Regions from separate parts of the Mus musculus genome. Here all the other regions are linked to region 2. Evidence: chromatin loops called from intact Hi-C (ENCODE). Cell type or tissue: left cerebral cortex. All regions are shown on one strand. Links, peaks and the distances in the headings refer to the core of each region. The heading gives the core; the rest is flanking DNA. Region 1 overlaps Tet3 (tet methylcytosine dioxygenase 3). Region 2 holds the start of B230319C09Rik (RIKEN cDNA B230319C09 gene). Region 3 overlaps Tet3 (tet methylcytosine dioxygenase 3). Region 4 holds the start of Dguok (deoxyguanosine kinase). Region 5 overlaps Gm38844 (a long non-coding RNA gene).

Evidence for each region. Peaks named below come from ENCODE experiments on the same cell type or tissue, not always from the same donor. Only the 100,000 strongest peaks of a DNase experiment are listed, where the experiment ranks them.
Region 1: a loop joins it to region 2, with 3 times the contacts of the local background. A loop is called at or near these places in 8 of 42 quality-filtered maps.
Region 3: it touches region 2 in a loop (4-fold over the local background); 9 of 42 quality-filtered maps call a loop at or near these places.
Region 4: a loop joins it to region 2, with 7 times the contacts of the local background. A loop is called at or near these places in 15 of 42 quality-filtered maps.
Region 5: a loop joins it to region 2, with 12 times the contacts of the local background. A loop is called at or near these places in 3 of 42 quality-filtered maps.

The regions. Positions count from the first base shown.
Region 1 is chr6:83,369,213-83,374,212 of GRCm38, reverse strand. Tet3 (tet methylcytosine dioxygenase 3) reads left to right here. Exons shown (of 12, transcript NM_001347313.1): 9 at 341-430; 10 at 882-1,019; 11 at 3,494-3,830; 12 at 4,388-5,000. Among named protein-coding and RNA genes, the nearest start is that of Bola3, 22 kb to the right of the region's middle. In left cerebral cortex, for the core only: no CTCF peak of the experiment used is centred there; DNase peaks (open chromatin) are centred at 1,346, 2,041 and 2,641.
Region 2 is chr6:83,439,487-83,444,486 of GRCm38, reverse strand. It overlaps Tet3 (tet methylcytosine dioxygenase 3), which reads left to right. Exons shown (of 12, transcript NM_001347313.1): 3 at 3,214-3,270. B230319C09Rik (RIKEN cDNA B230319C09 gene) reads right to left here and starts at 2,732. Exons shown (of 3, transcript NR_028382.1): 1 at 2,382-2,732; 2 at 1,810-1,900. In left cerebral cortex, for the core only: a CTCF peak has its summit at 2,822; DNase peaks (open chromatin) are centred at 2,787, 3,831, 4,556, 4,967 and 2 more places; H3K4me3 peaks cover 3,612 bases; H3K27ac peaks cover 4,603 bases.
Region 3 is chr6:83,380,732-83,385,731 of GRCm38, reverse strand. All of the region lies in intron 5 of Tet3 (tet methylcytosine dioxygenase 3), which reads left to right. Among named protein-coding and RNA genes, the nearest start is that of Mir6374, 18 kb to the left of the region's middle. In left cerebral cortex, for the core only: a CTCF peak has its summit at 2,462 (motif pointing left); DNase peaks (open chromatin) are centred at 2,066 and 3,883.
Region 4 is chr6:83,503,798-83,509,992 of GRCm38, reverse strand. Dguok (deoxyguanosine kinase) reads left to right here and starts at 3,024. Exons shown (of 7, transcript NM_013764.2): 1 at 3,024-3,245. The coding sequence starts at 3,104. In left cerebral cortex, for the core only: a CTCF peak has its summit at 3,038; DNase peaks (open chromatin) are centred at 3,041 and 3,430; H3K4me3 peaks cover 1,595 bases; H3K27ac peaks cover 2,195 bases.
Region 5 is chr6:83,537,544-83,543,738 of GRCm38, reverse strand. The region is part of intron 2 of Gm38844 (a long non-coding RNA gene); the gene reads right to left. Stambp (STAM binding protein) reads left to right here. Exons shown (of 10, transcript NM_024239.2): 10 at 1-533. Among named protein-coding and RNA genes, the nearest start is that of Actg2, 4.4 kb to the right of the region's middle. In left cerebral cortex, for the core only: no CTCF peak of the experiment used is centred there; DNase peaks (open chromatin) are centred at 672, 1,723, 2,710 and 3,486; H3K27ac peaks cover 2,933 bases.

The DNA of each region.
Region 1 (5,000 bases), core at 1-5,000, 70 kb after region 2:
GTTCCACACCTATTGGAAAATCCCCGCCCACCATACTACACCAGTGACCCACAGTATTCAGCTCTGAGTGCAAGACCCTGCTCTCTTGTCCTGGGCTGAACGGGGCTGTGTGTGACTGATGGAGTAGCTTAGCTGTCAGGATGACTGCACCTTCCAATAGTGGCTTTTCCTGTGAGCCTCAGTATCCCCATTGAAAATGGACACACCAGGGGAACGCTGAGACCCTGGACGCACTTGGCTTCCTGTCTTCCCAGCAATGGTTCTGGTGGGCTCATTTCTGGCAGGAAGTTTGCCGGCTTGAGCAGCTCTGAATGTACCTAATTGTTTGTTCTTCCTGCAGGAGGAGGTGCTCCGGAATAGCTTTCAGGATCTGGCCACTGAAGTTGCTCCCCTCTACAAGCGGCTCGCACCCCAGGCCTATCAGAACCAGGTACTGAAGCCAAGGGCCTTTGTCATGTGCAGTTTTTACTTAAGTTCCCTGACGTTGGAGAGTTGGGAGTATTGTTTCCTTTGTGTTTTTAAAGTGCGTTCAACCTAGAGGTCTCTTGGAGCCATTGTGTGCTTTGATAAGACTCCTTCCTTAGTCACCCCTAGCTCCCCTCCCCCCCTTCCCCTCCCCAGTGGTCTGCAGTGCCTCTGGCCTAGCTTCCTCTGAGGAGCTTGAGTTCCCATCTATCCAGGCAGACAAGCTTGCGCTAACCTAGGAGAGAGCCATTCCTTCAGAGACAGGACCTCTCAACTGGAAAGCCTTCCCTCAATGGCCCAGGGTCACACGACAGCTCTGATCTTAACCTGCTCCTCTCTAAGATCTGGATCCCAGGGGCAGCGTCGGGGCTGGTCACTCAGGCCTTCTGAACCACTGTTCTTGGCCATTCACACAGGTGACCAATGAGGATGTGGCGATCGACTGCCGCCTGGGGCTGAAGGAAGGGAGACCCTTCTCAGGGGTCACAGCCTGCATGGACTTCTGTGCCCACGCCCACAAGGACCAACATAACCTCTACAATGGGTGCACTGTGGTAAGGAAGCCTGGGACCAGCGGAAGGAGCCAACTAATGGGTTTTGCTACTTGTGAGGAGGGAAGTAGAGTGGATTCTTGAAGCCCTAGGTAGTGTTGGCTTAGATGGCCTGCTCCTGCCCTTCCACAGAGATAACCCTCAGATCAGTGACAGGAGGCATGCGAGGAACCAGAGCCAACGTGTGAATTCACTGAGCAGTAGATGAGGTTTGGGATAAAAAATGGAAGTCTTCCTAGAGATGCCTGCTAGGCTACATGGTTGAGTAAGAGCAGGCAGGGAGGTTTGAATGAGTGGGTCTGCATGCGTGTGCTGGAGAAGACGGGGAGTCGGGGCTGACTGAGGTGGAGACACCCTCAAGGGAACGGGTGCTGCTGTGGGCGGCTGTGCTTGCTTTTCAGCTGGGCTCAGTACAGCCTGGACTGCAGGGGCTGAGGAGAAGGCTGGGGTCCCAGACTGAGGTGCTAGCAAGGGCAAGTCCTCAAGGATAGAGGGGGCAAGAGGTGGTGACACTGGGGGAGCCGGCAGAAGCAAGAGCATGGGGAGGCCACCTGCTCTCCACACTCCTGCACGCTTTACTATTAAAGATTAACTGTCAGCAGCCAAACTCTCAAACTTCTCATGTCTTAGTCTCTGCGTGCCTGTACACAGCTGGGTCTCTGCATGTGGACAGCCGTGTGTGCGTGCACATGCATGCATGTGAATGTGCCTGGAGGACAAAGGTCGATCTCTGGTGCTCCTGTAAAGCTGTCCATCCCTAAAGGTTTTAGTGTCGTTTTTGAGACAGTCTCTCATTGGCACCTGGAGTTAGGCTGGGTAGCCAGTAAGATGAGGTCCACTTGTGCTTGGCTTCTTCTGTGGGTCCTGGAGATGTAACTCGGGCCCTCCAGTTGGCACAGTGATAGCTTTACACACTGAGCCATCTGCTTTTTTTTTTTTTTTTTTTTTAGTATAGAGTTTATTCAGGGCATGGGGAGAGGAGTTAAGAGGGTAGTAGAGAAGAGAAAGGCAGAGAGAAAGAGAGAGTAGAGAAGTAGAGGCCGGCCATGGGGAGAGAGGGGGAGGCAAGAGAGAGCTGAGCCATCTGCTTATAGGAATTTGGAGAGTTGGGAACTGGAGAGCTGGCTTAGCAGTTGAGAGCACTGCTACCCTTCAGGAGACAGACCCTCAGTTTATTTCTCAGCAAACCCTTTCAGGTGTCGCCACCATCAGCTTTAGGGAATCTGGTGCCCTCTTCTAGCCTTTGTGAGACATACATCATATATTCACATGGATATAAACACATACATAGAATTAAAAAAAAAAACGTTTAAAAACCGTTTTCTGAAGTCTTTAGAGATAGCCACAGTCAGCATTTGGTGGCCACCCCTTCTACGGCTGTGTGTATGACCATGGCCACATAGCTGTATAAAACTCTTATCTACATGGGGGTCAGAGTCTACCTGCTGTCCTGTAGTGTGCTTTTCCTAGCCAGTGGTAACTTGGGCTTTCTGTGTCAGTGAGTATGGATTCACATTTAAATTTGTTGGAGCTTCATGTGTAGCTCTGATATCAGCTATTTATTTAGCCAGTTCCCCCACAGATGATGGGCAGTTGGTGAGTCACACTCTCTCCATCCATATGCCATGAGGAATCCCTACAGCTCAGGGCAGAAATAGTTTCCTCTGGAGCGCCCACCCCCTCCCCATAGAGATGGTGACAGTCACAGGCTTTTAGTGCTTGTTCAGTTTCCTGCAGTACAGGGTCCTGTCAGGCGGCCTAATTCAGTGAGGTGGGCCTCTTATTCGCTGAAGAGGTTGAACATCTTCCCCTATTTCTCTTGCCTCTCCCTACCCCACAGCATTTATGTTATATGTATGAGTGTTCTATCTGCATACAAAGCCTGCAGAAGAGGGCATCAACTCCCATTATAGATGGTTGTGAACCACCTTGTGGCAGCTGGAAATTCAACTCGGGACCTTTGTTTGTTTGTTTGTTTTCGAGACAGAGTTTCTCTGTGTAGCCCTGGCTGTCCTAGAACCACTCTGTAGACCAGGCTGGCCTCGAACTCAGAAATCCACCTGCCTCTGCCTCCTGAGTGCTGGGATTAAAGGCGTGCGCCACCACACCTGGCTTCTGAGGTCATGTTTAATAAAAAGAAAGGTTACCTTAGAAGCAGCAGCTCTGAGTAGTCAGGATTCCAGAGGAAGGTGTCAGCCTGTTGGTGTTGCTCAGTGATGGCAGTGGTGGGCTTCAGGCAGAGCTTCCTCCCCAGTCCCAGCTCAGCCACAGGGGCACAGGAGATAACACAACTGAAACTGAGCATGTGTGCGCTCCCTCCCAGCCTCTGTGTTGTTAGTGTCTAGAACCTTAGTAGCCAGGGCAGCATGATGGGACGTGACAGATGGCTGGCAGTCGGGCCGTGGGGAGGAGACGGTTTGGACGCTCTCTCCAGGCATGGACTCCTGTCCCATATCTCCTCTCCCTGTGTGGGGCAGGTCTGCACCCTGACCAAGGAAGACAATCGCTGCGTGGGCCAGATCCCTGAGGACGAGCAACTGCACGTGCTGCCCCTCTACAAGATGGCCAGCACGGATGAGTTTGGCAGCGAGGAAAACCAGAACGCCAAGGTCAGTAGTGGGGCCATCCAGGTGCTCACAGCATTCCCCAGAGAGGTCCGGCGGCTGCCTGAGCCTGCCAAGTCCTGCCGCCAACGGCAGCTGGAAGCCAGGAAGGCGGCGGCCGAGAAGAAGAAGCTGCAGAAGGAGAAACTGAGCACGCCAGAGAAGATCAAGCAGGAGGCCCTGGAGTTGGCTGGAGTCACCACTGACCCAGGTAAGCAAGGGCTACCACCCTAAGGGGCCTTACCCTCACCTCACAGCACACTGGCCACTTAGGAGGAACATCCTGATGTGGCTCACTCTGTCCTTCAGAAAGACGTTCTGTGAAGTACCTAGATATAAATCGCCCAGAGCACTTGGCTGCTCCAGCATGCTCTGACTGTCTGAGGCAGAGGCCATTGCGGTAGGGCCCAGAGGTGGGAAGTGCGCTGTGGGTGTCTGAGCTCCCATTCCTCCCTGGCAGCAGGTCCTGCGCCCCCACACCCACACGTGGGAGAAATGAGCTTCAGCTGAAACTAAGGCATTTTCTGGGGTCAGAGAGAAAAGTGATGGTGGAGAGGACACAGGTTCTGCACAGGTTGTGTCTCTCCACCTTGGGAATCTCAAGGGGAGCCCAGTGTATAAGTCCAGACCAGGTTTGAGCTCACCTCAACATCTCATCCATCCACTTGTCAGGCAAGGAAGGAGCTTCCATCTCCCGCCCTCTACACCCAGACCTTGCTAGACTGTGGCACATGTCTCATCTTCTGCTTTGCCTTCTGCCTTCCCCAGGCCTGTCTCTGAAGGGTGGATTGTCCCAGCAAAGCCTGAAGCCCTCCCTCAAGGTGGAGCCTCAGAACCACTTTAGCTCCTTTAAGTACAGTGGCAATGCGGTGGTGGAAAGCTACTCGGTGCTGGGCAGCTGCCGGCCCTCCGACCCCTACAGCATGAGCAGTGTGTATTCCTACCATTCGCGCTATGCACAGCCTGGCCTGGCCTCTGTCAACGGCTTCCACTCCAAGTACACACTTCCCTCCTTTGGCTACTATGGCTTTCCATCAAGCAACCCTGTCTTCCCCTCCCAGTTCCTGGGTCCCAGTGCCTGGGGGCATGGGGGCAGTGGAGGCAGTTTTGAGAAGAAGCCAGACCTCCATGCTCTACACAACAGCCTGAACCCAGCCTACGGTGGTGCTGAGTTTGCCGAGCTGCCAGGTCAGGCTGTTGCCACAGACAACCACCACCCCATCCCTCACCACCAGCAGCCTGCTTACCCAGGCCCCAAGGAATATCTGCTACCCAAGGTCCCCCAGCTCCACCCAGCATCCAGGGACCCCTCTCCCTTTGCTCAGAGTTCCAGTTGCTACAACAGATCCATCAAGCAAGAGCCAATAGACCCTCTGACCCA
Region 2 (5,000 bases), core at 1-5,000:
GTACTTAGAACTCTCTATCGTTTCTCCATCTGTAGGGTGGGTATGGAAAATTCCTGGCGTGTTGGTTTATTTTTAGGCTTAAGTAAGAACTTTGTGTTGTATCCCTACTTGTGGGGTCCCATGAGGCTTGGTTCACTAGAAGTCTTCCTCTCTCCAGTGTGTGTCTGAGTTCCTGTTTCTGTGTGGAGTCTGGTCTATGGATAGCCATGTTCTCCAGATTCTCAGTGTGTTTCCAGCAAGGGACCCCAATGACCTTCTCTGTGGCCTCTCTCCTGCAGCAAGTGCAGCAGAGTCTGACTGGCCAGGATGGAAGATGGGGGAAGGATCCCCAGTACCTCTTAGAGCTGGTCACCGTGAGGCCCACATGTAGAAAGAGGAGCCTATAGATGAGGAAGGCCAGTGGGAAGTGAATTTCCTGGTTCAGTGGCCCTGGCATGTGTCTCTGACTGGGATCAGGTGCCTCTCGGGGAGGCAGCTGGAATGAGAAGATGGGAGGGAACAAGGGGCCCTCCCTCGGTTTAGCCAAGGGCTGCTGGAGGATATCGTGGGTACCTAAAGTTAGGGGAGCTCCTGTAAGCTGTGAGGAAGAGGCAGTCCACAGGGGCAGGTCTTCCCTTTCTAGGTGAGTTGGTGCTCGCCCCCAACCCTCCCACCCCCAGGCTGACCAGGAGAGGGGCCTCCTCGTCTCAGTGCCCAGCCCCCTGCCACTCCACACTCCTGAGACAGAACTCAGCTCAGCACATTCCAGTTATGTGTAGACCTAGGAAAGAGGGAAGACAGGGCCCCACCCACGTGGGGACCGACTGTAAATAAAGGACTGCTTGAATGTGACTGGTGCTGCAGAAGAGGCCGAATGTTGTTCCTGGGGCCCGGGAGGAGCCTGGCTGGGAAGGCTTGCTGGCAGAGGGCCTGGCAGAGGGAGGGAGGCACTGTTTGGATTCAGCCATGCAGTACATTAGCATGCGGGGGAGGGGTCAGGAAGCGGCATTGGGAAGGGTGAAGATATTAGTATTCTCAGATCCGTTTGTCAGGAAGTGGTCACTTGAAGTGACCCAGTTGTCTTTATATCTTCCTGGGCTTAGAGAGAAAAAGGGGTTTCAGAGGATGAGAAGGGTTCAGGTTTGAATTCCTGCCCACTAATTTTCTAGGGCAAATTGTTCATTATCCTCCAATACTCTCCATATCCCTCTCCTGAAAACAAGCTGTGTGTAGAGAAAAATGAGATGAACCTACAGCATGGTTGGCACAGGGCTTGGTATGTAGCGGGGGGGGGGGGGCCTGAAGCACTGTGACTGCCATAGAAGAGGCAGTATTGATATTGTCCACACTGTCTCTCTGTGTGGGGTGCATATGCACAGGGCTTAATAGCACAGGGCTTTAGGGAACCAGGAGAAGGAAGGGGATTCATGTAGGCTGGTCAGGAGTGAGTTAAAAGACAAACATGCAGTTTGTCACATCAAGTCATGATTTAGGACATTGTCCCTTTATCTTGTCTGCTCTGGGAGGGACCCAGTAGGACTGCCTCTTGTGCCAAAGGGGAGACAGGTGTGGGCCCTGAAGCCTCCATATACCAGAAGCAGGCTTGGCCCGCTCCTAAAGAACTTATCTGATTCTGAACACCCCCTGGGGGCCCTGGGGTGGGGCACAATTCTGCATTTGGGGTGGAATGGGTAATAGAACGAGTCACTGGAGCAGGGGTGCTCATCTGTGAGTCACTTCTCTCAGGCCTCAGCTTACTCATCCGTGAGAATGAGAAGGCACCCTGAGCTCTGGCAGAGATGTAGAGTGCTGGAAGCCAGCAGCACCTACCTTGTGTCAGGCAGTGGCTCTGTGCCTTCTCAGGCCCTCACAGCTGCATGAAATGGCTGCTGGTTCCATTCTTCAGTTGAGCAGAGAGAGGCTAAGAGAGGTAAGTTACCACAGGCTAGGAATGGGATATGTGGGTACCAAAGTGAGGTAGAAGCCTGGATGTTCCCCTTCCGAGAGGGGGATGGGACAAAAGAGGATGCCTGGGTATTGAATCCCAGAAGGTGAATTGCTAGGACCTTGCTATCCCCCCCCCCCGCCCCCCACCATGGTCTCCTGGTCACCGAACCCTTGGTATGCCTATAGTTAGAGAACTAGAAGGAAACTCTTAAGGGCGGGGAGCCCAGGGCGTTTTTTTGGACGGGTCATCTGGTGGATCTTCTCCAGAAGAGAAACTTGTTTAAGAAAATTGCATTTCAGTACTGTTCGGTTGTAAGGCTATGCCGGAGAGGGCATAGCGGACTTGGGGAAGCACAGGTTATATGGGCTATAGCCAGTTTTCCGAGTGGGGTGTAAGAGGGCAGGGGAGTAGAACTATAGAATGGCGAAGGATATGGTCTTCAGGGAGGACTGACCTGGCTTGGAGTTTGAGCTATGCTGTGTTCTAGCGGTGTCACCTTCGGTAAGTTACTCCACTCATCTGCAGTCTGCAAAGCGGGGGGCGGGGTTGGGGGATGGATGTGAGGCTTCTGCTGCCCTGGATTCTCCTTGGAGAACCAGAGCTCCAGCTCTGCTCTGGCTGAGAGTGGCCGGTATGGGATACCCACATACTGCCGCTCCCCACCCCTTCGCCGTACTCCAGTTGCACCCGCTAGAACTGCAGGGGACGTCTTGTGTATGTTGCCAGGGGTAGGAGGGTGCCCCGGGATCCCCGGCCTGCCTGGGAAGCAGCCCTTGTGGCGATGGCTCCCTCCACCAAGGCCCCTGCCTGGCTGCTGGGCAGGTCCTTGGCGGGGAGGGCCGGGCGCGGGATTGGCTGGCGCGCGCGCCGCCCCCTTGCACACCAGCCTGGCGGGGCGGGAGCAGCCGGCAGCTGGCCGCCGCCTCTGCAGTGCCTCCCTCGGTGCGCTCCCTCGGCGGGGATAATGGGAGGCCCGGCGGCGGCCGATGCAGTAGTGGAGGCCGGCCGAGGTAGAGCGCTGGGCCTGGAAGGGAGGGGAGGCCGTGTGCAGGCCGCGAGCGGGTCCCGGGGATCTCCAGAGGCCGGAGAACCGAAGCAGGAAAACAAAACACTGGAAGGCGCAGGGGCCCAACAGTGCTGGGGAGGCAGCTGGAGCAGGAAGATGGTCCCGTCCAGCCTTTCTTCTCCGGGCCCTTCCCCTCCAGTGTGCTGGGGCCTGTGCTGGACTGCTCTGCTCCTTGCCTGCTACCGGCCTGCCTCACCAGTGTCTTTGGCTTCTTTTGCAGGTGGAAATAAATGCTCGTGAAGGAACGGGGCCCTGGGCACAAGGGGCGACTGTCAAGGTACCCTGCGTGTTTGTGTGTGTGTGTGTGTGTGTACGTGAGTGCGTGCGCGCTTGCCCTTGTGTATGTGTGCGTGTGTGTATGTGTGCGTGTGTGTATACGTGGGCTTGCACGGTGGGGGTGAAGTGTTTGACTGGATTGGATAAAAATAAAGGGTCTCCTCTGGTGATCCCTTAATCTCCCACTGTGTGTGTAGCAGCAGCTGAGGGGGAGGGGCGGCGCGAGTGTGGGCGGCCAATGAATTCTCAGGCCTGTGTGGGTTTTGTTTGGATTCGTTTTGCTTTCTCAGCTGGATGGTTTGGGTGCAGTTGGGGTTTGGCGTTTGGTTTGTTGAACTGTATGTATATGTGTGCGCTGTGCGTGTGTGCGCATGTGCGTGTGTGTGTGTGTGTGTGTGTGTGTGTGTGTGTGTGTGTGTGTTTTAAAGACGTACAACCCACTTCCCACCCCTGCCTCTGGAAATCTCTGGAGAATGGCCCTGGCACTGTTGGTTTGCTTCCAATCTGCAGAAATCCCCGGGGTGCGTTGTCTCGGGGAAGTGGGGGTGAAAGACAGTAAGGGGGAGGGAGAATTGCACTCCTGAGTCTGAAGCTGATAGGGTGTCATTAGTCATGCTGCTGTCACCATGGAGATGGCTGAAGAGAGGAGAGGAGGTGGTGGGGGTGAGGATATTTTGGGTAGGGTGGGGGCTGATGCAACATCATGGCTGGGAAGCCAGCGGGTGTCTGCTGTTATTCTGTGCCACTTGGTGTCTGGGAGACTGGGAAGGCAGTGTTCCCTGGTGTGAGGGAAGCAGAGAAAGGGGCTTTGAGCCATTCCAGGTGGGTTTTTCAGAGGGTGGTGTAGGTTTTGGGGAGAGGAGAATGAAGAGTCTGGGGAGAATCTGATCAAGAATCTATGACTAATCTGCCTAGGTTAGCCAGGTCCCGCTCAGTAGGTTCCTTCTAGTTTGCCCGGGTTTACAGGGCCAGGGGCTCACTCTAAGTTTGGAATTACTCAGCAGTAGCCTCTGGCCCAGGAGGTTGGGGAGGGGAGGAGAGGGGGACTGGGACAGAAAAGAACACCTCAGCTGCCTCTAAAGAGCAAAGGTTGGGATGAGTGTGGTGACAGGTGGGCAGGCCAGGCCTGGTGGGGCTCTGCCTTGCACAGAGGAAGCCCTGAGCCTGGTTGCTTAGGTAGCAGGTGGGCGAGCTGTGAGTGTCCCTGCATGCCCCTAGTCTTTCCTGCCGATCTACCTCCTGCTTCCTGGGAAAGCTGTGGGAAGCACTGAGGGGGTGCTGGAAATGGCACTCTGCCACCTTGCTGTCTGTGTGGTGACACCGGCGGGGTGGGGTTCTGCTTCCTCCTGTGTGTCAGGGGTTCCCGGGCTAACTTACAAGGTGGATATGAAGGCCAGGGTTATTCCCTGGCCTCTTCCCAAGCAAAGCCTTGAAGGTGGTGGATTTTGCTTCTGAAACAGCTTCTTAGGAAGGAAGAGCCCAGTGATGGCTCTCTGGGGGAGCTGGCATGCCTTGGTGAGGCTGGGAGTTGTTGGTAGTCATCTGGGAAGGAACTGTGGGGGACCCCAGGCTAGTAGAAGCATTGGTGATACTGTTTGTGCGTGCGTGCTGAGAGAACTGTGAGCTCATATTGGCTCGCTTACCCTCTTGGGAGCCAGAATCCAGTTTCCCACCTCCGCTTCCTTTGGCCACCCACTGCTGGCTGGGGGAGTTGTAGTCGCCCGCCTGGTA
Region 3 (5,000 bases), core at 1-5,000, 59 kb after region 2:
TGCTCCCTTGTTTCTTCACCCCCTCCCAAATTACTCCATACGTGGACTCTGTCCTGATTTCCTATATAAGACGATGTTGCACATTTATCCAGGAAGTTCTGAAAGACTCTGGGTATTTGGGGGTCAGGGTACACACTGCTACAGAAGTGGTTTGTTATTTTTTAGGTCACTTTAGAGGAAAAGTCTGAGTTATGGCTCTTTTTGATGGGGGCTGGGGGACAGGGTGTTGACGATATCAAGAGCTTACCAATTCAGTACTGAGTGGGAGCAGGGGGTTCATTTGTGTTTGTTCCATTTTTTAAAAATGGGTTTCTCAGTATAGCCCAGGCTGTCCTAGAACTCACTCTATAGCCTAGGCTGACCTCAAACTCAGAGATCTGCCTGCCTCTGCTTTCCCATGGGGTTATTTAAAAGCTCCTTTTTCTCTTCTCTTCTCTTCTCTTCTCTTCTCTTCTCTTCTCTTCTCTTCTTTCTTTCTTTTTTTTTAAATCTGTTCACATAAAGACTTTTTATGGAGGTCTTGTTTGTTTTGAGTGTCCTGGAAATTACTATGTAAACCAGGCTGTCTTCAAATCCAGAGACTCTGTCTGCTTTCTGAGTCCCGATATTAAAGGTGTGTGCCACCATGCCTGGCTCACATAGAGCCTTTAAAGTCTGTGCACAGGCCACAGCAGATAGTAGTCCCGAGTTGCTGTCTGTGGAGTGTGGTGTAGCTCTCTGGCTAAGAGTGTGGATGCGGTAGCTACCTGAGTCTCACCCGGATCCTGTACTTCCTACTGAGTCCCCTGGGGCAGTTCTATGACTGTTTTCTTATCTACAAAACAGAGCTGGCATGAGAATATGGGTAGACGTGCCATGCACATAGATGGAACAGGCATAGAAAGCTGAAGTACTTGTTACAAGTGCCCAGAAAAGGGTGGGCTGTGTCGCATGTGAGCACCGACATTTTCAAAACTAACCATTTAGAATTTTAAATAAAACCTAAGCAAAGGTGGTCTAGATCTGCTTGTGCATACACATACCGTTTTATGGAAGGCTTAGTGGCTTAGGTTCTACAAACATGGAAGCCTAGTCTTGCGTGCCGGGGGAGCCGGGCTAAGCCTGTCAAAGCATAGGGAATGGGATGGAGACTGGATCCGCTGGAAGCTGAGTAGATGGGGTCGCTGACCTGCAGTATTCATTCTTCATTTCCTATGCCATCTGGAAATGTTTCTATTCCAAATAACCACCAGAAAAGTCTGTCTGATCAAAGACCCACTCTAAATGAAGTCCTGATTTAAAGGGCCCCGCCTGAGCCCAGGACAAGAGACTCAGCTGTACGTCTTTATGTCCTTGCCATAGGCCTCCTTGCATACCTGACATAGTTTGCAGACTGCACCAGGCCATATTTAGATAGTCACTTTCTTTTACTGTTGGGTTTTTTTGTTTGTTGGTGGTGGGGGGGGGGTGTTTTGCTTTTTTAGTTTGTTGAGGGTCCTAACCCAGGCAGACCTCAGACTTAACTGTGTATCTGACACCATCCTAGTTTTCCCGCTTCTGCCTCTAAGTCTTGGGTCTGACCCACCACCCCAGGCTTGGCCAGTGGTTTTGCGAAGAGTTTGCAGGGCTTTATTTGCTCAAGTTTGAGCTGGGAGAGCGTATTGTAGACTCTGCCTATTTTTCCTTCCTGTTTTAAAAATAACAGCCAACTATAGGGTCTTCAGACACAGATCCAAGGGAGGAGCCCTTCCGAGAGCTGGGGGTGCTTGGTTTTCCTCAGTATGTGGCTTGTTTCCACTGGAAGGAGTCGTGGACCCGGTTGTGACTCCATCTTATATTGGCTGCCAGTGAGCTGAGAGCCTGGTCTGCCTACCCCACCCCAGGGGACTGTGAGGGCTTCCCTTTGCTAGTGGGAGTCTGCCTTCTCAGACCGCCCTGAATCTCGCTGACAGGACTATCTCGCTATGGACTCGCTGCTAATTTGATTTCCCATAAGACAGATTCTTCCAGGCTCATCTCTTGAATACGGAGCCTGTGATCACACTTGGCTAGCAGCTTGTCTTTCCCCCTCTTCTCTGAGTTTAGCTTACAGATGTCGTATTATTCTGGAGTAAGAAGGGAAACAGGTGGGCGATGGATTTCTTATGAGGGCCTTGTTTGTGTCTTGTACCAACTGACATTGTCTGTGCCTCTCTTCATTTTTTTCTTCACTGTATTGTCAGGTGGGCCAGAGTCAGGGAGGGACATACACTGACATCAAGGGGATTTTGATGGCATTTAGCTGTTTGCAGGGCACAAATCTGGAGGAGATGATGGAGTTGAAAATAGATTCTAAGGAGGCTGGAGAGATGGCTCAGTGGTTAAGAGCACTGACTGCTTGCTCTTCCAGAGGTTCTGAGTTCAATTCCCAGCAACCACATGGTGGCTCACAACCATCTGTAATGGGATCTGATGCCCTCTTCTGGTGTGTCTGAAGACAGCTACCAGTGTACTCGTATACATAAAATAAATAAATTTTTAAAGATAGAAAATAGATTCTAAAATACCCCAGTGTATTTATGGACATCATACCATCCTGGATATCCAGGTCCTGATGCTAATAGATAATTGGAGTCTGTTGTCCAGCTCCAGTCTGTAGATGGCCCACTACCCAGAGCCTTGGCTTCCATCAAGGAAAGGATCCTCTGCAGCCTGGCACTGATGAAGGGCTCTATGAGCGTTAGTGGACTGTTCTCAATAGTGCCCTTGAGCTTATGCTGGTGACATCCAGGTTTAATGCTTCTCAACTTGAAGTAGGAGTCCAAAGCTGCTGAGGACTTATGACAGCACAGTCAGGACGCTGGGCCTCCTCCTGGGTCTTGGTGGGACCTGAGAACCTGCCTACTCTCCTGGCTCCCAAGTAGTGAGACTCTGCCAACAATCCAGGGGCCAACCTTTAAGAACCATAGGCCAGCCAGGCGTGGTGGCGCACGCCTTTAATCCCAGCACTCGCGAGGCAGAGGCAGGCGGATTTCTGAGTTTGAGGCCAGCCTGGTCTACAGAGTGAGTTCCAGGACAGCCAGGGCTACACAGAGAAACCCTGTCTTGAAAAACCAACCAACCAAACAACCAAACAACAACAACAACAACAACAACAAAACGTAGGCCAAGCTGTTCGCTGTCCTCCTTGAAGCAAGCTTCAGCCAGTCTTCGCAGATTCAGAGTAGTTTACACTCTTCATGATAAGCCAGGAAGTAAGGCATGTAAGGAGAAGGAACCAAAGCGGGAATCGATTGTCAAGTTCTTTTCCAAGAGGAAAGGAGGCCAGTGGGATGGCTCAGTGGGTAAAGCCACTTGCTCTCAAGCCTGAGTGTAATCTTAAACCCTCATGGCCAAAGGAGAGCCTGACAGGTTGTCCTCTGACCTTCACGCACACCACGATAGCTCCCTCAAGTGTCTTACATTTTTTGTTTTAAAGGAACAAAAAAAAAAAAAAAAAAAAAGAATCCAGCTGGGTAGGCAACGTAGCCCTTTCTTCTTGGTCTCCAGTACAACCTTTGAGGAGTTTTTCTCACAAGGACAGGGCAATGGGGAAGGAGCTGGTCAGAAAGCCAGCACCAGTGTCCTCAGCTCACCCTCCTGTAGGGAATATGATAGTCCCTCTCTGTGAGTGCTGCGGCAGCCCTGTGCCAGCCTCCAGCTGGGCTCCCTAGATAGACCTAGGTCCCAGGCCTGCCCTTGGGGGCTGTGTCCTGATAAAGCCTGTTGTGCTGAGACCTGTCCAGGCACCAAACAAAAGCTACGCTGTCATGTCAAGCCCTGCTATAGAGGCTTTGAATGGTGTGTGCAAGCACTTCCTATAAGGGACTGGCAGCCCTCGCCTGTTAATGTGGTCAGAAACACTTCCCCTAAGAGCTGAGTGAGATAGACGGCCTAGTTCAGTGTTTGAAAAAAGAAACTCTGTTTCCTTTTCAGTCAGGGAAATGCAACAAGGAAGCTTTTGGGGAAGGGAGTCTAAGTACTGGCAGGATACATGCGGGTAATCCCCACCCCTAGGAGTCTAAGGTCATGAAGACTGTTCCTAAACCAGCCTAGGCTACATGGTGGGACTGTCCTCCAGCAACCTCCTTAAAGAAAGCCATCAGTACAGAGGGGGAAGAGCACCTTGGCCATTGGCTTTTGTCTACAAGAACCTTTGTAATGAAGGGGATTAACCATGCCAGCCTTTGTACCACTGAGCTGCACCCAAGACCAGGGCCCTTGTTGGGTTGATCTGGGGTCTAGTGATTCATGACAGTAGAGCAGATGAGACAAAGTATGAGGTGCCTTCAAACTGCAGACATCTCGATAGCATTATGCCTTACTAAATGGCCTACTTAAATGTCATACTCAAACTGAATCCACTACAGAATACAAGGATATTTTTACTTAACCTTTTAAAAATGCCTGCCCATGTTGGAGCTAGAGAGATGGCTTAGCATAGTGCTTGCCGTGCAAGCATGAGGACCGGAGTTTGGATCTCAGCACCCAGAGAGAGCAAGCCATCAGTTTCGAGAGTGCCTGTAGCTTCAGCTCCGAGAGCTCTGATGCGCTCTCTGGCTTCCATATGCTCAGGTGTGTGCGCTCACACAAGCACAGCATACATGGAACGAATCCATCTTTTTAAAGAATATCATGTTAATTGTTTAAAGAAAGATGCTTTTGTCACCGGTCTCCTTAGATGTTAACATGCATTCGCTAAGTTCATCGATGCCTTGTTAAAGGTCCTAGGTCCTAAAGGGTGATCCTCAGAGGCACTCTTCAAAGAAGCCTGTACCCCATACTGAGAGATAGCTGGATACACTCTTAGTCAAGCCCAGAGTGAGTGAAGATGTGCATAGCCTGTCAGGAGCTCAGTCAGTACAGAGAGAGACGGAGAGTGCATTCCAGATGGCAAGTGACCCTTGTCTGCAAAAGACATTGAAAATCTATTTAAAAGAAGATGGCTTTTATGTTGTTAAGGAGATTCACTGAGTTCCTCCCTCATGCTTGGCATGCCTTGA
Region 4 (6,195 bases), core at 621-5,620, 65 kb before region 2:
TGGGAGCGGGGTAAGGGCTTCTCTCTGACTCTTTTGCCTGTTTTGGGGACCCTTTTCCTCCTACTGGGTTGCCTCATCCAGCTTTAATGTAAGTGGAGGTGCCTAGTCTTATTGCAACATGATAAGCCATGTTTGGTTGATATCCCTAGGAGGCCTGCCCTTTTCTGAAGGGAAATGGGAGTCGGGTAAAGAAAGAAAAATAATCCATCCTTCAGAGCTGCACTGGGAGAGCTGAGGGGACCTGACATAGAGCAGATGCTTAGCGAATGTGAAATGAGTGAAGGGAACCTTCCTGACAGTGTCTGGCAGGGCTGCATCAGCCATATGCATCAACTCCAGCAGATGGCTCACAGCCACCAGGAGCGGGAAAGTGACTCATTCCCCAAGGTAACGGGAGTGAATCCCATTACACAACGGGCCAGGACTTTCCTCCGGCTAGCTCCAGAGCTTGGAAAGACTCTATGGACACCATCAATAGGAACTAATCCCTCTGGGGAGGAGTTACTTTAATGGTGCATTCGATTGTTGATTGTTCTTCCTCGGGCATAGGATGGTGCCCTGATCCTAGAATCCAAAATGTCGCTCTCAGGCTAGTGTTTTGAATCTGTCCCCAGCCTAGGACACTCAGGCCTTCAGGAGATGAGGCATGTCTGGAGGGTAGGTCTGTCTCTAAGGTGGGCCTTAATCCGTTGTCCTGGACTGAAATCCTTTGAATCCAAGAGCCAACAAACCTTTCCTCTCATACCTTGCTTGTGTCAGGTATCATGCTACAGCAACAAGAAAAGTAACTAACCCAGCTCTTGTTTGTTCTATAAAACCCTAGCTTCATGCTGCAGGCTCTTTCTCTTAGGAATTTAGAATAGAACCAAAGAGATTCTGAAAAAAAAAAAATCAGACCAGGTCTTGTGTAGCCCAGGCTTGACTTCAAATTCCTTTTGTAGTTGAAAATACCCTGAACTCTTAATTGCCCTGCTTCTACCTCCAAGGGTGCAGTGATTATTATTATTATCATACCCAGCCTGATTAATTCTTATGAATGGCATAGCATATAATAAGTATAAAAAGGATAAAAAGATCATTATCAATAGTGGCATCAGAGTAACTGGCAGGTAACTAGATAAAGATGGTTTGGTTCATTAATTCACTCTATAAATCCAAAATAAAAAAGAAATAGATAGGCATGATGACCTGCCTTTACTGAGAAGGCTGAGGCAGAAGGACAGCCGGCTAAGCCATCTCTCTAGTCCCATGCTGAGTCATGTGTGTGTGTGTGTGTGTGTGTGTGTGTGTATACACACACACACACACACACACACACACACACACACACACACACACAATAGCTTTCTTCAGACACACTAGAAAAGGGCATCAGATCCCATTACAGATGGTTGTAAGCCAACATATGGTTGCTGACAATTGAACTCCGGCCCTATGGGAGAGCGAGCAGTCGTGCTGTTAACCGCTGAGCAGTCTCTCCAGCTTAATTCATCTCAATAACCATAAACTTCTTTAAGGCAAGGCTTCACACTGTGTCCCAGGCTGACCTGCAGGGCTTGAATTGGCAACACTACTCCTGACTCAGCCTCTCAATTACAATGACCCCGAGGACAGAGAGACTCTCATTCTTTGGGGGACAGGGGCAGTTAAGTATTTCCCAGCTCTGATTTTATACAAGCAAAGAAATGTAATCGGTATTTCTGCACAGTGATGGTTACTGGTGTGTGGCAGTGGCAATGGATAGAATTTAGCGGCTCCGATCTCCACGAGAATCCTACCTAGATTATAGTTGTTGTAGCCAAGGCTAAGTGCAGTGGTCAGAGGACACCTTTCAGGTGGTGGTTCTCTCATTTCACCACGTGGGACCTGAGGATTGTGACCCTGTGGTGAACAGGCTTAGCAGCAAGTGCCTTTAGTCAACTTGCAAGCCCCCTCCTCCTTTTTGAGCTAGTCTCGTACATCCCAAGATGGCCTCCAATGCACTGTGTAGCCAAGGATGACTGAACTTCTGAGCCTCCTACCTCCACCTCTCAAGTTCTAGGATTACAGGCGTGTGCCACCATACTGGAGTTCTCTGCTCCAGATCCAGCCCACAGCTTTGTGTGTGCTAGGCTCCACAGGTCACATCTTTCCAACAACTGCAGGACTGTAGATTTTATGTTTCAGAAAGTCTCTTCCATGCCTCCTCTCCCCTCACTCACTGCATATAGTCCTGTACATGTCTCCTCTCCAGGATTCATTCTTACAGAGCCAATACCATGCTTAATCCAACTCGTTATCCTGATGAGATTCCTCCAAGTGAACATTTACCTATTTAAAGGTCAAAATAAAATGGGGTGTGATAAAATAAATGGTCCAACATTGTGCTGACAGTTACACAGGATGCGAAACATTACTTGTGTAAGTTATTGGATTGTTCCCTTCCTGCTTAAAACAGTCCAGTCTCTTCCTGTAGGCAATAAAGTCCCAAAGTATGGAGGAAGAAGGCATTTATCTTAGGGCCAGTGAGACGGCTCAGCAGGTAAAAACACTAGCTGCCAAGACTGATAGCCTGAGTTTGAGCAGACTCTTATAAGTCGTCCTGACCTCTACAAGTGCGCCATTAATGAGTAAGTAAAATGATACGTAATGAGCATGCTGGAACACACATTGTAGGCTCACCACTTGGGACGGGGAGGCAGGAGGACCAACTGCACTACATGAGACCTTGTCTCAAAATATCAAAATAAATAAGTATAACAAGATTTTTGTTGTTCTGTTTTTCAAGACAGGGTTTCTTTGTGTAGCCCTGACTGTCCTGCGACTCACCCTGTACACCATACTAATATGCAATATACACATATTAATTAAAACGATGAGAGGGCTACGGACGCCTGAACTCTACTTCAGCACACCCTCCTACACCACAACACCGAGACACTCCCACATCGTCCCTGCAAATGTCGCGAGAACAGAGCAGCTCCTGCGGCCTCACCCGCCTAGAGAGCTAAAACCAGCCACTTCCTGCCTGACGGCCCTCTGACGTCAAAGGTGCGCTGGCGTCGCTTGATCGCAGGCGGAAGTGCTCTCGGCGGAAGTGCCCGCCTTGCTCGGCTTGGGTAGGATGGCTGCAGGTCGGTTCCTTCTGCGTCGTCTCCGAGCGTCTTTCCGTTCCCCGCTGCGGAACGCGCTCGTGGACGCGCCACACGCCAGGGCCATGCACGACGGGGGCGGCCCCCGAAGGCTCTGCATTGAAGGCAACATCGGTAAGGGCCAGAAAGTGGCTGTCGAGCCTTGGCCTCCGCCGAGTAGGTGGCTGAGAGGCTGGGAAAAGAAGTTGGCCTCAGATCTGTCCCACCCTGCCCACCTGACCCCTTCTGCTGCCACCGCCCAACCTGCCGGCCGGTTCTGCATGTCAGGCCTTTCTCCCACAGTGCACCGCGGGTTTTGATTTTGGGAGACATTGGGCCCCAGTACCCGCCCACCTACTCACCCACGGGGACGTAATAGCCTGACGCAGGCTTTAGATAGCCCCAGAATTATACTGGTTTACTGGCATGTTTCATTCGCTAGAAATAGATGCGACAGTGTGCCGGTTCTTTTCCTAAAATAGCATCACCAGATTTAGCAAAAATAAAAATAAATGTCCAGTTTACATAGTTTAAGATAATTTTGGTGTGTCACATGCAGTATTTGGGGCATACACTTAAAAAATGAGCCATTGTTTATTTAGACTTTTTTTTTTTTTTTTTTTCCCCTGAGACAAGGTTTCTCTGTGTAGCGTTGACTGTCCTGGAACCCGCTCTGTAGACCAGGCTGGCCTAGAACTCAGAAGAGATCCGCCTGCCCCTTGCCTCCCTTGTGCTGGGATTAAGGGGATGTGGCACCACCGCCTGGCTTAGATCAATTCTTAACAGATTCCATTTTCACTATTTTGCTGTACCCCCATGTTAATTGCACTACAAATTATTATGACAGTGTTCTATTGTTTTGAAACAGTCACTGTGTAGCCCTAGCTGGCTTGGATCTTGCTATTTAGACCAAGCTGGGCTCAAACTCACAGAAAGTTGCCTGCCTGGTTAGGAAGGATCATGCTTCTTAAATTTAGAAATAGATACTTATTATATATTTTGTTATAAGTAACCCAGTATCTTAAAAAACAAAAAAGCAACATGGAAGGAAAATGGCTCAACTCACTGTTGCTGAATTCTGAGGGTACTTAGCTCTGCACAGATGCTGATAATGCTATCAGGTGTGGGCTGCTCAAGACATTCTAGCAGCAAATAGTTTCTCGTTTTATTCATTCAGCAAATCGCCCTTTGAGTGTCTTCTCTGTGCTGGCACTGTTCCTTGACCCTACGGATACAGCCATGACCAGATCAAATAAAAATTCTGCACTTTAATAGGAAGTGATACATAATAAAGCTACAGAAATTAATTAAGCGGGGTAAATAAACAGTGGATGAGCTATTGATGAGTAAGATGAGAGGTTGAGGGTGGTTGTCTGTCTTCCAAATATAGTAATTGCCAAGTACCTCACTGGTGAAGGGATGCTGGATCAATAACCTGAACAGTGTGGGGGAGTGAGCGAGGTGGGCAGCTGACCAACAGTATTCCAGGCAGAGCAAGTCGGAAGGCCTGGGGATAGAATGGTGTGTTCAGTGAGCAGGAGGGAACCCATTCCAGCCAAAGTAGAGTCACCAAGGAGGGCAGTGGAGGAAATGATCAGGTGGATGAAGGAGGACCGGGTTGTGTAGATCCCAAAGACTATCGTGGGTTGTTTTCTTAATTTTAAATTTTACTCTCTTATATATTATATCCCAACGGCAATTTCCTCCTTCCTCTCCTCCCAGCCTCTCCCTCCACTACCCTCCATCCATTCTTGCGTTTCTCATCAGAAAAGGACAGGCCTCCCATGGATAACACCCTGAGACAGGAAGCCATTCAATGGTTTGAGGTGTTGAGAGATGAAAGCATCTCTGCTCAGTGCATAGGAAGTGGAAGGTTTCAGTTAGGAAGCCATTGCAGTATAACAAGCTAAGCTGGACCCCGGTGAAAGTTAGAGTTTAAGGTAGGCCAGGGGGGCCTGGTGATAGATGAGGTGTGTGTTCTGGAGGAGGCCGTGATAACCTCAGTCATCTTTACTGGAACAGCTTGGAAGACTTAGTTTGGATTGTTTTCTAATGTATATTTGTTTACTTAGTTACTTAGTTATTTTATCATGAGATCTTGTGCATGCTAGCCAAATGTTCTGCCACTGAAGTCCATCCCCCGTCCTTTTTGGGTTTTTTGGTTTGTTTGTTTGTTTGTTTTGTTGTTTAAGTTCTACATCTGGGTGTGAGAATGTGTGTGTGAGTGCAGGGAGAGTTGCAGGTGTTTGTGAGCCACAAATATGGGCACTGGGAACCAAGCTCAGGTCTTCTGGAAGAGCAGGAGACACTCTTAACTGCTAAGCCATCTGCCCAGCCCAGACCATGAGCTTTGCTTTTGTTCTCTTCCCACATCAAACTCTTGCTTACAGAGTCCAGGCTGGCCTCGAACTCCCGATGCAGCTCCAAACTAACCTTTAACATACATCCTCTGCCTCCACCTCCTCCATTCTGGGATTACCGTTGCGCACTAACACACCCAGCTTAGACTGTCTTAAACGGAGAAGTCTGGGAAGAACAGACTGTGTTAGTGGTTTCAAGAGTTGGTTTTAAGCATGATTGGGTTTCAATGTGGCTATGAGATAGCCAAGTAGAATAGAAGTATTGAATAAGCTCGTGGGTATGCGAGTGGAGGATGCATATATGTGTGTGTGTGTGTGTGTGTGTATACACACATACATATATATGTGGTATATATATATGTGGTATTTAAAGCCAGAAGACTATATTGAAGGAAAAGACTGAGGCCCTTGATGTTAAGGCTATTTTTCTTTCTGTGAAAGATTGAAACACATTAGTAGATTTTTTTAAAAAAAATGATCTAGTCAAGAGGGCAAATTAGCTGGGTAGGAGTGTAGTTCTAACACTCATGAAGCAGAGACAGGCAGATTTCTGAGTTTCAGGTCAGCTATGGCTACACAGAGAAACCCTGTCTTTGAAAAAAGAGCGGGGAGAGATAGTGACCAGAGAGAGTTTCTGGAATCTTTTTACAACTGTTATTATATTTATTGGCTCCGTGCACCGTGGCTCCTATACAGAGTACCAGCATTCATCTCTCCCTGCTTCC
Region 5 (6,195 bases), core at 621-5,620, 99 kb before region 2:
GTCCTACCCCCCTCTTAAGCTGCATATCCCGTTCAGTTTATTGCCCCCATGGAGTTGAGTAAGCTTTTAAGACAGGATAGGAAAGGGTCAACACTAAGGGGAGACTGTTGTTGTTGTTGTTGTTGTTGTTGTTGTTGTTTTTCCTTAATTTGAAATCATCTTATTTTTTAAGACAAATGTGAAAATGACCAAATCACACCAAGCAACTAACTCAAAAATTAGGATGCAAGAGAAAATACTTCTCTAGATCCAAACACTGGCCTTCTGTTCCTCTTGAAATTTACCTCCCAACTTGTTCATCTCTGCCTTTGGACTAAATAGGGGCATCTGTGCAAAACTGTAGAAGCCATTTTGAAGGATTTGGCTTTTTATTGTTTGTGGCATTAATAAGGGAGCTTACCATTCTGGTGGGATGTGCATGAGGCGTTCACAGCCCCCATACATGGATCTTGTTTAAAGTGTATTATTTAAAAGGTCAGGGTGTTATTTTCTTCTATAATAAAACAGCTCACTTGTGTTGTGCTCCAGAGTGATTTGTCTGACCGAGCATCATCACACAAACACTTGAGTCTGATTGCGGCCAAATGGGATGGTGTGTGCCACACTGAACTGTGTTCCACTTCACTTATAATTAGTCAGTGTGCCTGCCTGCCTGCCTGCTGCCTCCTCCACAGGCAGGAAGTCTTCTCTCGTTTTGCTGTTGTCTCAAAGTGTGTCTTCCCACTTTCTCCTTAAGCCTGACAACCTTCAGCCCAGGCACTGAAGCATTTCAGAGTTCCTGGTTACATCCAAGTCAATGGTGTGGTTGCCGAGTCACCCACCCTGCTAAGTCCACTGTGCTGGCTTTTTCTTGAGAAATGCTTAGGCTGGGGTGGGAACATGAGTGGCAAACTAAAGGTCACCTAGAGATCTGTGGCACTAACATGAGAGAAGAGTGGATATAGCAGAATTTGTTTTTCTAACATGCATATGTACATGTGTGCTCATATGTCTTATGTGCACTGTGTACTTACAGGTGCCTGCAAAGCCAAAAGGGACTTTGGTTTCTTTAGAACTGGAGTTACAAGCAGTTGTGAGGTGCCATGAAGGATGCTGGGAACAGAACCCAGGTCTTCTACAGAAGCAGAAAGTGTTCTTAATAGCTAAACCATCTCTCTAGCCTCCCAAATTGATACTCTCACTCTTACCAACAATGCTGCCTTCCTAAATATATGTGAACATATGCATTCAGAAAAGGATGAATTCATATCAAAGGGTAGGATTATGAGATTTCATTCCCCCTCTGTTTTAAATGTTTCCCAACTAGAGAGAACATATACTGCATTGTAACTGGACAAAAAGGACAGTATCTCTTATCCAGAAACCAAAACTCCACTGCCCCCTCGATGTGGGAACCCAGCCAAGACCTGCTTCCCGGGCAGGCTCAGTGAGGGGGCTTTGGTAATGCTCTTGGGCAAAGCTCAGACACATGTCATATATGGAAACTTTCCATAAGGCTGACCTCACCGCTGGAACTTGTTCAACATAAACCTTGCCTTCAAGAGCGAGCAGAAATCTTTGGACAAAGCCTAGTGGGTGGATAGCTGAGAACAGCCTAGGAAATGAATTGCTGTTGTTATGCCTGAAGTCTCGACCACAGTTCTGGGCCCTCCAGATTGCTCAGTCCCCTGTGAAAGACTGCTTTCTACAAAGTCACCCTCCTCCAGAGAAGAGCTGCTGCAACAGTCTTCCGTTGTTTCTGCCTTCTGGGCTTGGAAAACACGGGCGAGCGTTGCTTAAGGTGAACACCACAATGGTTACTGGTGGGTGGTGGAAGTGGAACCATCTCCCACACAAAAGGAAGCACAGCCATTCTTAGATCCTCCTCTGCCTGTTCCCTGGCATTATAGCTTTGCAACCCCTTTGCATCCCTATCGTCACCTCATTTTGCCTTTTAAACAAGTGAATGGTTCTGGGCACAGTGATCCTATAATCCCCACGCTGTGGAGGCTGAGGCAGGAGGCTCAGCCAAGCTTCTCAGTGAAACCTTTTTAAGAAATGTTAATGGAATTGCACCAAAGCAAACCTTTATCCCAGTGTGCTCTGTGCCACCCACGCATTAGCCATGCTGCCACCATGGTCATCCCTCAGCCCTGTATCCAGAGCATCTCAGACTCAGTACAGCCTTTACCCATTTCCCAAGACTTGGAAGAGCTTTAATTGATTCATGGTAAACCCAGGATATGGTCATACAGTATTTTCAATCCCAGTGGCACCATGGCTTTGAAAGCACACCATCTTAATAACTATAACACGAGGCTTTAGCTAACCACAGAGAAAGGAATTTTATATTGGCTCAAATTATTCTCATTGCACTGACAGAAAATCTGATCGGTGTTCAGACATACCTGGATCCAGTGTCCATTTCCTTGGTTCAGGACTAGTCATTTGAGTTATTCCATTAAAGTAATGTAGACAGCTATAGTTTAATAGCCTACTGTCCTGATAAATCTAGTTGAAAATGATTTCTGGGTTTCAACACAACTCCTGGAATTGTTGGATCATGACTTTGGCCACAACTCATCCTGGGACCAGTCACTGTGGGCCAGAAGGATGGAAGGTTCTGATTGGTCAGGCTTGGGTTGCAAGCCTATATTCCATCCAACCTGCATGCTTTGAGATCCAAACAATACCATGGTAGTATTAGAAGCAGGAGTGGATGCTGGTCCAGGGGAGGCAGCAGATGTCTGAAACAGATGCCGTGTATGAGGAGAACCTAAGGCCATGGGCAGTAGTACCAATAGTGTGAGCTAAGCATATTTAATAGTAGTATCCAGTGCTGTGGTAACAGCAGCTGGACTAGGGGGTACTGACATGCTCCATGAAACATGTCATACATCCAGACCATGACTCATTCATTTAAGGGTGCCTACTATGTGCACAGCACTGTTTGAAATATGAAGAAAAAAATTACTATAACCTCTGACCTCCAGAAGCAGATGTGGAGAAAGGAGCTATGTTCCTGTGACAGCACAAGGCCAATATCACTATTACAAATGTACACAGGACAGTGACTGAGAGACCCAAGAGAGGATCCTCTCTGCTATTTATATTCCTCCTTCCATTTATTCAGCAAAATTTTACCATGCACATACTAAACACCAAGGCAGTTTTCAAGGAGGCCAGAAAAGGACACCAGAACCTCTGGAGCTGGAGTTACAGGGGCTGCAATTGGTCTGCTGTGGGTGCCGGGAAGTGAATGTTGGTCCTCTGTAAGAGCAGCAAGGGTTTTGAACTATTGAGCCATCTCTCCAGCCCTGGGTCTTACTTTTCTTACACTTGGATAAAAAAAAGAACTCTTAGTTAGGCAAAACAACCTTTAAAAAGTCAAATGGCGAAGCTGTGAGAGAGAAACGGCTACAGAGGATCTCCTAAAAGCCAGCGTTTGCAGGGTATTTTCCACTGGCTTAAAAATACTCCAGGGAGGCAGATGCTGCAGAGCATCCATCAGGCAGCACCACAGAGCCTGTCTGCTTCTGTCTGTCTGAGCTCTCAGTGGGAACAGCTAACGTTTCCTTCTGTCTCCCTGTCTCTCTGTCAGCCTCCCTCCCCCTCCCCCTTCCCAGTCCCCTCCTTCTCCCCCTTCCACTCCCCCTCCCTCCCTCTCTCTCTTTCTGATACTGTTCCAAACAACCCTTGAGCATCATGTCCCTGGTGCTCTGGCTTTCTCATTCTTGCTCTGAAGCCCACCCATCCCTTCCTCCAGGCTACTGCACGTATCCCACACTTGTGTACATGCAAGCCCACAGTATCCTGCCTGGAATGTCACACACACACACACACACACACACACACACACACCCCTAAATAAACCTAAAAACAAACTTTAAAGACAAAAACCATAGAGTAAGTGTGGGGCATGGCGGTATGTACACATCTGCAATCCCAGCACCAAGGAGGCAGAGGCAGAAGGACAAAGGCGTTAATGCCCATCCTTGGCTGCATAGTTAAGTTTGAGGCCAACCCGGGTCACATGACCCTATTTCAAGAAATCACCACCACTGTTGTCAATAACAACACAATAATGATGATGATGATGACCCCAGTACTATTGTCACCAAAAAGAAAGATAGAAAAAAAATTATATCAGAGCTTCCAGGTATGACGGAGTTCATACACTAAACCAGTGACGGACATCCAGGTGTCTCAGCTGGGTTTACTGTACAGGTGATTATGACATACCTCATATAGCTCATCTACTGTGGAGAAGTGATGTGGTTCACACTTAAATATGTGTGTGACTGTTTGCCTATATGTTATGTCTGTGTACCACATTTGTACTCGGTGTCTACAGAGGCTACAAGATGGTACTGGAGCCCCTGCAACTGGAGTTGTTGGTTATAAGCTGTCATGTTGGTCCTGGGTCCAACCAGGGTCCCCTGCAATAGTAAGTGCTCTTAATCACTGAGCCATCTCTCCAGCCCACAGTTTATTATGCTTTTTAAAAAAACTACTGAATCCATTTGTCTTCGTGCTTGATTTCTTCATCTCTTTCCCTCCACATTCAACTAAATTATACTTTGCAATGATTTATATATCCCAGATCTGTTTGAAATCTTCTCTGGAAGTTCTCTAGAGCCTGGCTCTAACAAAGTCTGTGTGTGTGTGTGTGTGTGTGTGTGTGTGTGTGTGTGTGTGTGTGTATGTATACATTAAAAAAAATTAAAAACAAAAATAAAACCGGTCTCATATTTGCAGTAAGTTTTCAAATGAAAAGTGTTGTAGTTTAAATGATCCCCCGCAGACTTGGGTATTTGAACCATTGGTCCCAGTTGGTGGCACTATTTGGGAAGGTTATGGAACCTGCAGGAGGCTGGAGCCAGGCTGTGAGTGTTACAGTCTTTCCCAGCAACCTACTTGCTCTCTGCATTGTGCCTATGGTTGAGAGTGAGAGTTCTCTTACCATGCCTGTCGCTTGCTGCTGCCTCTCCCTGCCATGATAAGCCCAAATAAACCCTTCTTTCTATATGTTATTAAATAGTGATATCTTATCACAGCAACAGAAAAGTAACTAATACAAAAGTGAATCTGAAATTATTTGCATTGTGTTGTGAGAATCTCATCCTTGCGACATCACAAGTGACCACGCCAAGAGTTCTTGGCAAATACCAGGTTCTCTTAGCGCTAGGAAAGGAACCGTGTTCAGGCTCCAGGGTGCTAGACTGACCCCGAAGAGGTAGATTCTTGGTTTCCTCATTACTGTGTGACTTCCATAAGAGACTGCAGCTCCTCTGGCCTCAAAGTCTACAACTTTTTTTTTAAGTTAGTAATGCCAAGATTAAATATGATTACATAGGGCTCAGCTCAGTGTGAAGAGGGGCTTCGTACATCAAGACTTCAACCTGAGTTCCACTGAACCCATGGGAAGAAAGAATGAACCCACAGTTGTCCTATGACCTCCACCCATGCACTATGACACACAGACCCACTTACACACATCATAAGCACACATTCAAATTCACACAATAATAAAAAATTTAAGTAGATGACTGTATAGACAGAGGGTTATGTGGTCATGTTGACACAACATCTTCTCATCGCTGACCCTCCCAGGAGGACCAACTGGAAGCCTTTTACTGAAGGAGTTCTAAATGGACTAGATGTCCCCTGGAGCTGGGAATGATAAGAATGCCCAAACCCAACCACCTGTCCTGTACCCATTTGACAAAGCCACTAGCCAGAAAGACATCCACATTCTCCTCTCTCTGCCCAGGTGAGCAGAGAGCACGTCCATGGAGCTGGGCCTGGCACCCAGACTAGAATAAAGCATTATGGCTGCTGTAAATCTCCCAGACTACCCTCTTGGGGCCCTCCTTTATCATTCCTCCCCTTCTCACAGAAAAGGGAGCAATTTCCCTTGTTCACATACCCTATACTGTTCTCGTAAGATCAAGAACCTCTCTCCATTTTCTCCACAGCCTGGTGGAGTTCTGTTGAGGGTCATTTTCCAGAGCCTGTTGTCTACAGCTGGGGGGAGAATAGTGATCATTTCACATCTGCCCCTGTGCTCCGTAAGTAGGATTTAATCCTGTTGTTTAAACCTGTATCCTTGTTTTTCTCCTCCCTTGTTCTCTCCATTACTGAAAACGTTATTAAAGAAAAACCTCTAAATAAGATGTAGGGTGTGCGGATACCCATGCCTGCCTGTAATCCCAG